Linked DNA regions of Homo sapiens: region 1 is linked to region 2. A link is a loop called in an ENCODE intact Hi-C map of the cell type or tissue named here. Cell type or tissue: CD4-positive, alpha-beta T cell. All regions are shown on one strand. Each heading gives the region's core, and the rest is flanking DNA. Links, peaks and the distances in the headings are about the cores only.

The links. A loop is a pair of places that touch in the nucleus more often than their neighbours do. Peaks named below come from ENCODE experiments on the same cell type or tissue, not always from the same donor. Only the 100,000 strongest peaks of a DNase experiment are listed, where the experiment ranks them.
Region 1: a loop joins it to region 2, with 1.9 times the contacts of the local background. A loop is called at or near these places in 1 of 110 quality-filtered maps.

What each region holds. Positions count from the first base shown.
Region 1 is chr2:215,726,307-215,730,711 of GRCh38, reverse strand. All of the region lies in intron 5 of LINC00607 (long intergenic non-protein coding RNA 607), which reads left to right. Among named protein-coding and RNA genes, the nearest start is that of LINC01614, 10 kb to the right of the region's middle. In CD4-positive, alpha-beta T cell, for the core only: no CTCF peak of the experiment used is centred there; a DNase peak (open chromatin) is centred at 1,881.
Region 2 is chr2:215,583,030-215,587,434 of GRCh38, reverse strand. All of the region lies in intron 1 of LOC102724861 (a long non-coding RNA gene), which reads right to left. Among named protein-coding and RNA genes, the nearest start is that of LINC01614, 130 kb to the left of the region's middle. In CD4-positive, alpha-beta T cell, for the core only: no CTCF peak of the experiment used is centred there; no DNase peak of the experiment used is centred there.

The DNA.
Region 1 (4,405 bases), core at 335-4,334, 140 kb before region 2:
TCACTAGCATGTGACTATAGACTTCATGGAGAAAAATTCCTAGTGGTTAGATAACACTCATATTGCTATATATGGAGGGATAAGTAAATTGTTGAGTATGTAAAAAGTATCACATGGAAACACCGACTAACCAACAGGTATGTATTTTAAAATTCCCTCCACAAACAGATTCTAGAAGTTGCTACTGACCTCTTCAGAACAAAAAGGGTCAGGGAAAGGCTGGATAAGGAGAAAGACAAAATTCTCAACTGTATCACACTGGTATAGTGAGTCAGGACTAATCACAGGCAGAACACCCTCAGGTTAGGGGTTAGAATGGCTATTCCTCATCTTCTGGCTACTTGGTATTCATTCCACCTTCTTACTCTCTTTTTTTTTTTTTCTTTTTTAGACAGGGTCTTGCTCTGTTGCCCAGGGCTCAAGTGATCCTTTTGTCTCAGCCTCCCGAGTAGCTAAGACTATGGGCTTGTGTCACCACGCTCAGCTATTTTTTTTTTTTTTCTAGAGACAGGATATTGTTATGTTGCCCAGGCTGGTCTGGAATTCCTGTCCTCAAGGTATACTTTCACCTTGGCCTCCCAAATTGCTGGGATTACTGGCATGAGCCACTATGCCCAACCCATTCTACCCTCTTTGATAAAAGCACCAATTTCCTTTGAGGAAACCATTCTCCACGAACCTGTGTAGCTTCCGTGGGACTGTAATTGAAGGGGTGTGATTGTCTCTGGATAATTCCAGATTGGTCATTTTATCCTGGGAATTTGAAGCTTGAGCTGAGTGAAAAAGATCAGAAAAATGATCAAAGAGGCACTTCCTATCAGTTCTATCTGGATTCCAAGAGCTGCCCTCTTTTTCTGGGTTGGGGAGGCACAGATTTTTTTGAGCTCTATTTCCAGCTTTATCTTTTATTTAGTGGTCTAGAGGCCATTCCTTAATTTGGACTTTATGTTTTACGCACACACTATCTTTCTCTGATAATATTCATACAAGAATTTCTGTTTTAACTTAAGCCAGCCAGAATCAGTCTCTGTTCTTGGTCACCAAGCAGCCCTTGGGGTGCTTTTCTTTACACACAAAATATATTTCTGATGAAAATAGCTTTTGATAAATTGTCATTTTAAAACTCACTATTTAAGTGAAACCAATGGTGAAATAAGTATAAAACAATCACCTTTGTATGTCCATTTTGGAAATCAGTTATTTTCACATTTTAAGTTGTCTTCAAGTGAGTTTTACCTGAATTGTGCTTTTATTTATTTATTTATTTATTTGTTTGTTTGTTTGTTTGTTTTTATTTATTTATCGAGATGGAGCCTCACTCTGTCACCCAGGTTGGAGCGTAGGGGCGCAATCTCAGCTTACTGCAACCGCCACTTCCTGGGTTCAAGCAATTCTCATGCCTCAGCCTCTCGAGTAGCTGGGATTACAAAAAAGTACCATCATGCCCCATAAATTTTTGTATTTTTAGTAGAGATAGGGTTTCACCAAGTTGGCCAGGCTGGCCTCAGGTGATCCACTTGCTTTGGCCTCCCAGAGTGCGGGGATTACAGGTGTGAGCCTGGCCTGATTGTGCTTTTAATGAATATAGTTGATTATGCCGTGGCTGTGACATAACTTGACTTGGGGCCTCTCTAACCCTGCATAGTCAATTATGGTATGCATATGAGGCTCCACTGTGTATACAAAGCAAAGATATTATCTTATTATTAAGCTTGTATGGACAAGACTTAATAGGAGTTGTGTGCAGGCGGGTCAAGCACCTCTTGTGGCCACACATTTGCTGAGTGGAAACAGCAGATTTGGCTTAAGTTCCCTTTTTTGAACTTTCATAATTAAGAAAGGACTCTCAGTGTTTTATCATTTTGAAATTGCAATGTGTAATAGGAACTAATGAATCACTTTGCCATTATGAAAACCGAAGTAAAATTAGAATGTTGTTTTGCAAAAGCACATTGGCAGTTGTTCTGCTCAGAGTTGTGTAAGTTAATCTATGTGTGGCAGTTCCATGAGCCTTCAAATATATCTACACCCTGACTTCTGGCCTCTGTGGTTTGGATCAGCATGTTCTTCCTGTTGAAGTGCCCCCTCCACTGAGACTTTGCCTGCTCAAGTTCTACTCATCTCCTAAGGCCAAACCAAACATTACCTTCCCCTGAAACCTTGCTGAATTTCACCCAGCAGAATTAGTCATTCCATCATTTTATCCTTTCTTCATCCCATTGAAGATCCTATCGCCTCATCTAATAGATTGTGGCATGTTGGAGAAGTGGGAGAGGGCACTGGCTCAATGCTTTATGCAGACTCAATACCTGTAGTCAAATTAGCTTATCTCCTTAGGTACTGAACACCCTGCTCCCTCACTGAACAGAAAACCCCTTTAATACATTTCTCAGATGATCTAATACATGCAGCATTGTCAAGAGACCACAATTATTTGCAGAAGGACTTCAATAATGCACATGGGGGAAACCAACATATCCTCATTGCCTTGTTTATTTGTTTCAATTTAAATGCTATCAAATGCTTCACACTTTGAACACTCTGAATTGGGGAGATTCAGCAATGCTTTTTAGGGATAAATCCCTTCTACTGAGGAAAAAGAACTTCAATTTACCAATCAGATAGGAGAGAGATGTTTCATTAGTTTTCTTCTTTCCTGACCTAAAACCACATCTGTGCCAATTTGGAGTTAGCCATGCTCTTGCTCATCTCTGGGTAAATAGGAGTTTGAACAGTGGCCTTCATGAGTCCCTGTGGCTCACATGATCCAGTGTAGAGGCCACTCCTTAATTTGGACTGTAAGTTTTATGCACACACTATCTTTCTCTGGCCACCACTCTTTGTATTTCTGTCTGCTCAGAATGTTCTACCTTTAGTTCTTTGCCTAGCCAAATTCTGCTCATCCTTTGAGACCCTACTGCTACTCCACCACTAACTTTAAAAAAATACTTTGAGTGCCTTTTAGTAGCCAGGGAGACAAGGCAGATAAGAACCTGCATTGAAGAGTTTACATCCCAGTAAGGGAGACAGATAAGTAAAAATAAGTAAGATAATCACCAACTGTGGCAGATTTTCTGAAAGAAATGCACAGTGTAGTATGACAGCATGCCTGGGAGCAGGATTTTTTCAGGAAGGTTGTATTGAAAGGCCTCTCAGAGGAGGTGATATTGGAGGTTAGCCCCAAAAGGGAAGGTTTTTTGATCCTTCTAACTGTGTTCAGCACCCCTTCTTGGTGCTTTTATTATCTCTCTTGTTTCTTAACACATCACATTGTTAGCCACATCTATGTATTGCAGTGGTGCCTGGTGAATGTCTAACAAAAAGCCCAAATTTATAGTGTTTGCCAATTTCTGTGGTGTAAATACTCTCACTCTCACCATGGCTGATTTCAAGCTACTAACTTGATGTCAATGAAGTGGAATTGAGAAGAGATGCAGAGAATTGGCTCTTGGGAGCCAATGAGACCCAGCTTAAGCCAGCTTCAGCATGTCACTGTGCCTGTCTCTCCCACCAGGCTGTTTACTCTCTTTGAGGTAGTAGTAAATATTTAACGAATCAATGAATTTACCCATGTACAGGTACCTACTCAATCTAAATCCATTGTTTTTAGTGTTATTATTATTAACCATAGACTCCAAAGATGACACATGAATGGGAGTAAGAGTTATGTAACTATTGTATGTGCTTTTTTGAAATTCAATGATAAAAATATTTATGAAGCCATCAGCATTCTTTACAATATTGGTTCTTCTCATCAAAGGTTTGAACAAATTAGGAAAGGAAAGAAGAAAGATTTATCTTTATAAGTATACCACATACATCAGTATCAAGGCAAATAATATGTTGGAAAATAAAAATAAATTTAGAAAGGTTATACATTCTACTCAGACAAAGGAAATCAAAAGCTGTATTTCAGACCTTGTAATGAGCAAAAAAATTTGGCTGTAACCTAACCATCATTGTTTCTCAACAAAATGTGGGGGACATGATTTTATTTTCTGGGCATACCTTAATATGCTTTATGTAGAACCTAAAACATATCCTTATACATAAAACACATGAAAACATAAGCTAGTGAGTTTTTATGATTCTTTATCTTAGTGGTTATTTCCATAGACTTTGACACAGAAAAATGGTAGAGGAAAGACTTTTAAAAATACATATCTAAGAAAGATTCAAAATGTTTAAAACCAGAATGATTTATAAATGATTCCCCAGACTGATCTAAACACATTAGAATGTTCTCTGGGTATTTGACACGGTTGAAGCTACCCCTTCCCTCCATTTCTAGTATAGATGGCTTGCATCATGCACTCCTCGTTAGCTGAAATTTTATACTTAAAAAGCATAGGAGATTAAAGAGCTTCAACCTTTTTGTTATTCTTCCCATTGAGAGTTGAATTCA
Region 2 (4,405 bases), core at 264-4,263:
ACCAGTGCAAAAGAGTTCTGACTTTATAATTAATAAAAATATTGTATTATCACAGGGATAAAAATACGAAGCTATATAAAGAATATACAAGAGAATTCACGTGGGTCTGCAGACTTCTGTTTGAGAAATACCAGTATGCAGCTTTAAGTGTTGTCTTTCAATGATTATTTGAATTTTGACAAAGATTAAAGTTGTAAGCAAATAGAATGAAGCTTAGATAATGGGATTTTGCCATTAGGAAGTGAGTAGGAAGAAGCAGTGATGAACTAAAGTTCTTCTAAACAGTTCCAGAATTACATGTTAATTACCGATGTGTCTAAGGCTGGCCTTGCTGAACTTTCCGATTGAAGCAACGCAAGGTAACTTTTAAAGTAAGCCTACCATATTGAATTGAAAGAGACCAGAGGCCTCCTTAGCTACCTCAAGGTCATGACAATTATAGTATCTGTTCCCTCAAGAGCAAATTTAGGGTAGTCAGCAAGATTCCTGTTGTGTCAATCTGGCACTTACTTTATTTTTAAAGATAATTTTCAGGTTATCCATGAAATCTTTGGGAATAACTTCTGAAATCATTGACCAGAAATCAACCATCTTATCCACGGTTCACATTTTAAAAACTGGCTTGGAAATTCTTCCTGGAATAATCCTGGTCATCACATTTTCCACCATGCCTTTCAGCAGGAATAAAGTGGTTTTTCTATAAGCTTGCTTCCCATACATTTACATGTTTTTTTCCATTTTCAGGCATAAAACCATTTTTCCCCATCAAACTATTTGTATTAACTGGATTTCCACCCGTAGGCACAGGAAAATGTAAGGCTAAGCACAAGTGGTAAAGCCTTCCAAGCATAGTAAAGAGAAGAAACGAAGGCCACAGTCAGAGAAACAGGAGTTGTAAAGATAAGACTTCTGGGCCCATCATACTCACTTCTGAACATGTTTCTGCCTGGCTGTCTGGAATCTATGCTGATCTACCGACTATGTATGTGGGATTGGTGTACTTGTTTACACTCAGCTATACCTCTCAAACCTTGCCCGCACTCCTATTTTATGATGAAAATAAAGCTTTTTGCATTCAGGTAACTAAAACTATCAGGCAGGCAGGCAGACCAAAGCCAATTTATTTATCCCACTCAACAGATGGACATAAACCAACAGGTATTGGAAAGAGACCATTGCTCATACAGCAGCCTTGCATGGCTTTTAAGATCCTGAGTTGTACCTCCTATCACAAGCCAGGGCGAAGGAGGCGCTGGCTCCCAAGGTTCTGCCGGAAGGTAGCCACGTCCTCAGCCCTGCCACCAACCCATCCTAGCAGCTGGGGCTTCTGGGTGGTCAGCCAGCAGTACCTGCCCACTGTGAAGGTAGGCAAGGCATAGGTAACTGTGGTATCAAACAGTAATAAGTCATAGATTTGTGGGCTCTCATTGCTGAAAAATCCACTATCCCTCTCGGGATTAGAATGAAGTTGGTATCAGAGTTTGGGCGTCAACTGGCATATGACCACATGGTTTAAACTATTTATCCTTGCTTACCAGAATCACTTCACTTTTAAAATCCAGTTATTTTGGATCCCAAAGGGATGTATGCGTGTTCTTCACAAATTTAGGTTCTGAAATGTTTTGAATTCCATCAACTCCTTCTAAAATGTAATAACTTATATTCACACATTTTTTTTCCTGCAAGTACCTGAAAGGTAAAACATTTTTTCTAACCACGAATCCTTTACTTGTAAAGAGCATGTTTAATGGGCACTTAAATCTACCTATTTTGCCTTCATTCAGATTCATTGCTTTTTACACATCAACACAGAATCCGGTGAGAGTCATAACATCAAAGAAACCTTTACACTTGTAAGTGTTTTGGGCTTAAATTAAGTTGTGCCAAAGGTAAACTAATTTGAACCCATAAAGCTTTACTTGAGAAGAAAGTAAAATCTCATACTTTTTTTTCTTGGTTCAGTGAACTGTTTATTTTCTTCAATTAAAGTGCATTCTACCCCCCTTTACCCCTTTCTCAACTATGTTGCCAAACACATCCTAATAGTAAATCTATTAATCTATAAATTATGTATAAATACAAATGTTGATATAAATATTAGAATAAATATAAATAATATAAGAAATCTTCATTTACCTATCACCCAGCTTCAACAATTAACAATGCGCTGCCATTTTGTTTGATCCATGCCCAGTAACTTCATTTTTTTTCTCAGTATTTAAAGCAAATCCCAGGCACCATTCTATTTTTCCCATCAGGATAGATGTATCTCTCAGTATTAAGAACTTCCTTTTTCAAAACATAATCACAATACTAGCAACATGTCCAACAATAATTCCTTGAAATCATTTAATGTTTAGTCTATGTTAATTTTGCTTTTATTGTTTCAAATATGTCTTTTATTGATTTATTTTCATCAGGATCTAAACAAGGAACACACATTGAATTTCACCCTTATGTCTCCTAGAATCTTATCTATAATATTTTCCCCTTCCTTTATTTTACTTTGCCCATGCTGTTAAAAGGTAAACTAAGGCATAAAATAATTTTAAAGAGTATACTTGAACAAACAACAATTCATAAATGAGGCAGCTTCAAACTGTAAGTGCTTTGGGGTCTTCCATGAGGGGACACAAGAGAAAGGCTTTTATAGGCTGAACACAGAAATAAAGCAAAGAAAATATGTGATTGGTTACAGTTATACAGCTGCCTTATTTGGTCTGTCCTACTAGAAAGCCCCTAATTATATGTTAGTGTGTGGCTTCTGGTTGATTAGCCTTAAGTTTCATTTTTCTTTAGTACTGGTATTTACAAGAAATAACCCAAGTTAAGTCTTGCTTATCTTTGCAAATCAAGCAAGGTTAAGCTCACTTATGAGGCCTAACTGGCTTTGTCTGCTTGAAGATTCTTCAGGCCTGGACTCATTTTAATTTACTTTAGCAATGCCATTTATTTGTTTAAACAAAAGGGAGAGTGGGATGGAGGGAGCTGTTGGTCCTGTAGGATTTCCCCACATTCTGTAGGATTCTATCTGATTGTATCCTTACGGAGTCATTTAAAATGTTCCCATATCCCATCTATGTTATGTAAACTGGTAATTAGATCTAGTGATTTAATAAAATGCACATTCAGTTTTAAAGGTTGTACTGTATACTTCCTATTGTATTACATCAGAAGGGGCAGAATGTCTGATTATCCCACTTATAATCATGTTAAGACTGATCAGTTGGTTCCAGTGTCATCCTGATCCATCCTTTATTAAACGTCCCATCAACCTTTCACCTAATGGTTTTAAGAACCTTGAATAATAATTGCCTCAATCCATTATTTCTTTAGGAGTTGCAAAATGATGATTGTGTAATTTTATTATTTCTTCTGCATTTGTTGGCTGGAATTCTTCTAAAGAGATTTTTTTCTTATCAACTATTTAGTTATCTTGAAATATAGTGTGTGTACAGGAGAGACAGGCTAAATGCTTATTTTTTTACCTTTTATTTTGATATTTTCAGAATTAGTTATCTTGAAATACAGTGTGTGTACAGGAGAGACAGGCTAAATGCTTATTTTTTTACCTTTTATTTTGATATTTTCAGAATTAGTTGGTGTTGTAGCAACCGTCAATGGCTAATGTTTCATTTTGTTTTATTTATATCATTAAAGACTTATGAAATTTTAAAAATTTAAGAAATTTTAGTTGTTATCTTTATAATGTTCAAATTGTCCCAACTTTGGCCAGTGGAAATCCTTCAAATTGCATCCTACATTCTTTTGGCACAACCCTGTCATCTTTAGTAGCTTTCCTGTCTTCTGTCACATGAACCAGGATTGAGAATATATTTCCAGGCCCAGACTTAGAATTAGCCATTTTTCTAAAAAGCTCTGAATTCTTTGAGTAGAAAAGCATTTATAAAGAGCACAATATGAGTACAAGGCATTTATTGCTACTGAATTGTCACTCTTTTACAACTTTTAAGTGTGCAGGGCAAGGAAATAGGAAAAGTGCATTTTTAGAAAAAAATGAGTTCATGGTGATAATTCAGATTCAAATTGAACATTGTAAGATTTATACTTAAAACGTTTATTTTCTATTTATATATTTTTCACCTGTGCTGAGTGACATTGACTTTTTTGTTTATTCACTTTATCATACCTACCAATGTTATCATTCAAAATGACATACCAGTTTTATTGCTACAATAGGACTATGCGATGCAGTCCTTTTGTCCTTAGATATATCCCACTGAGAATGAAAGGCTGTATTTTAAAGTCACTTGAAATATTACTTATCTATATAGTTATCTCACCAACTTGACATAAAATTCAGTCTATTTGCTTTTTATTTATAAAAATTGTTCTTTTTGTTTAATTTCAGAAAATATTTACGTAATTTCAAATCCACAGCTAT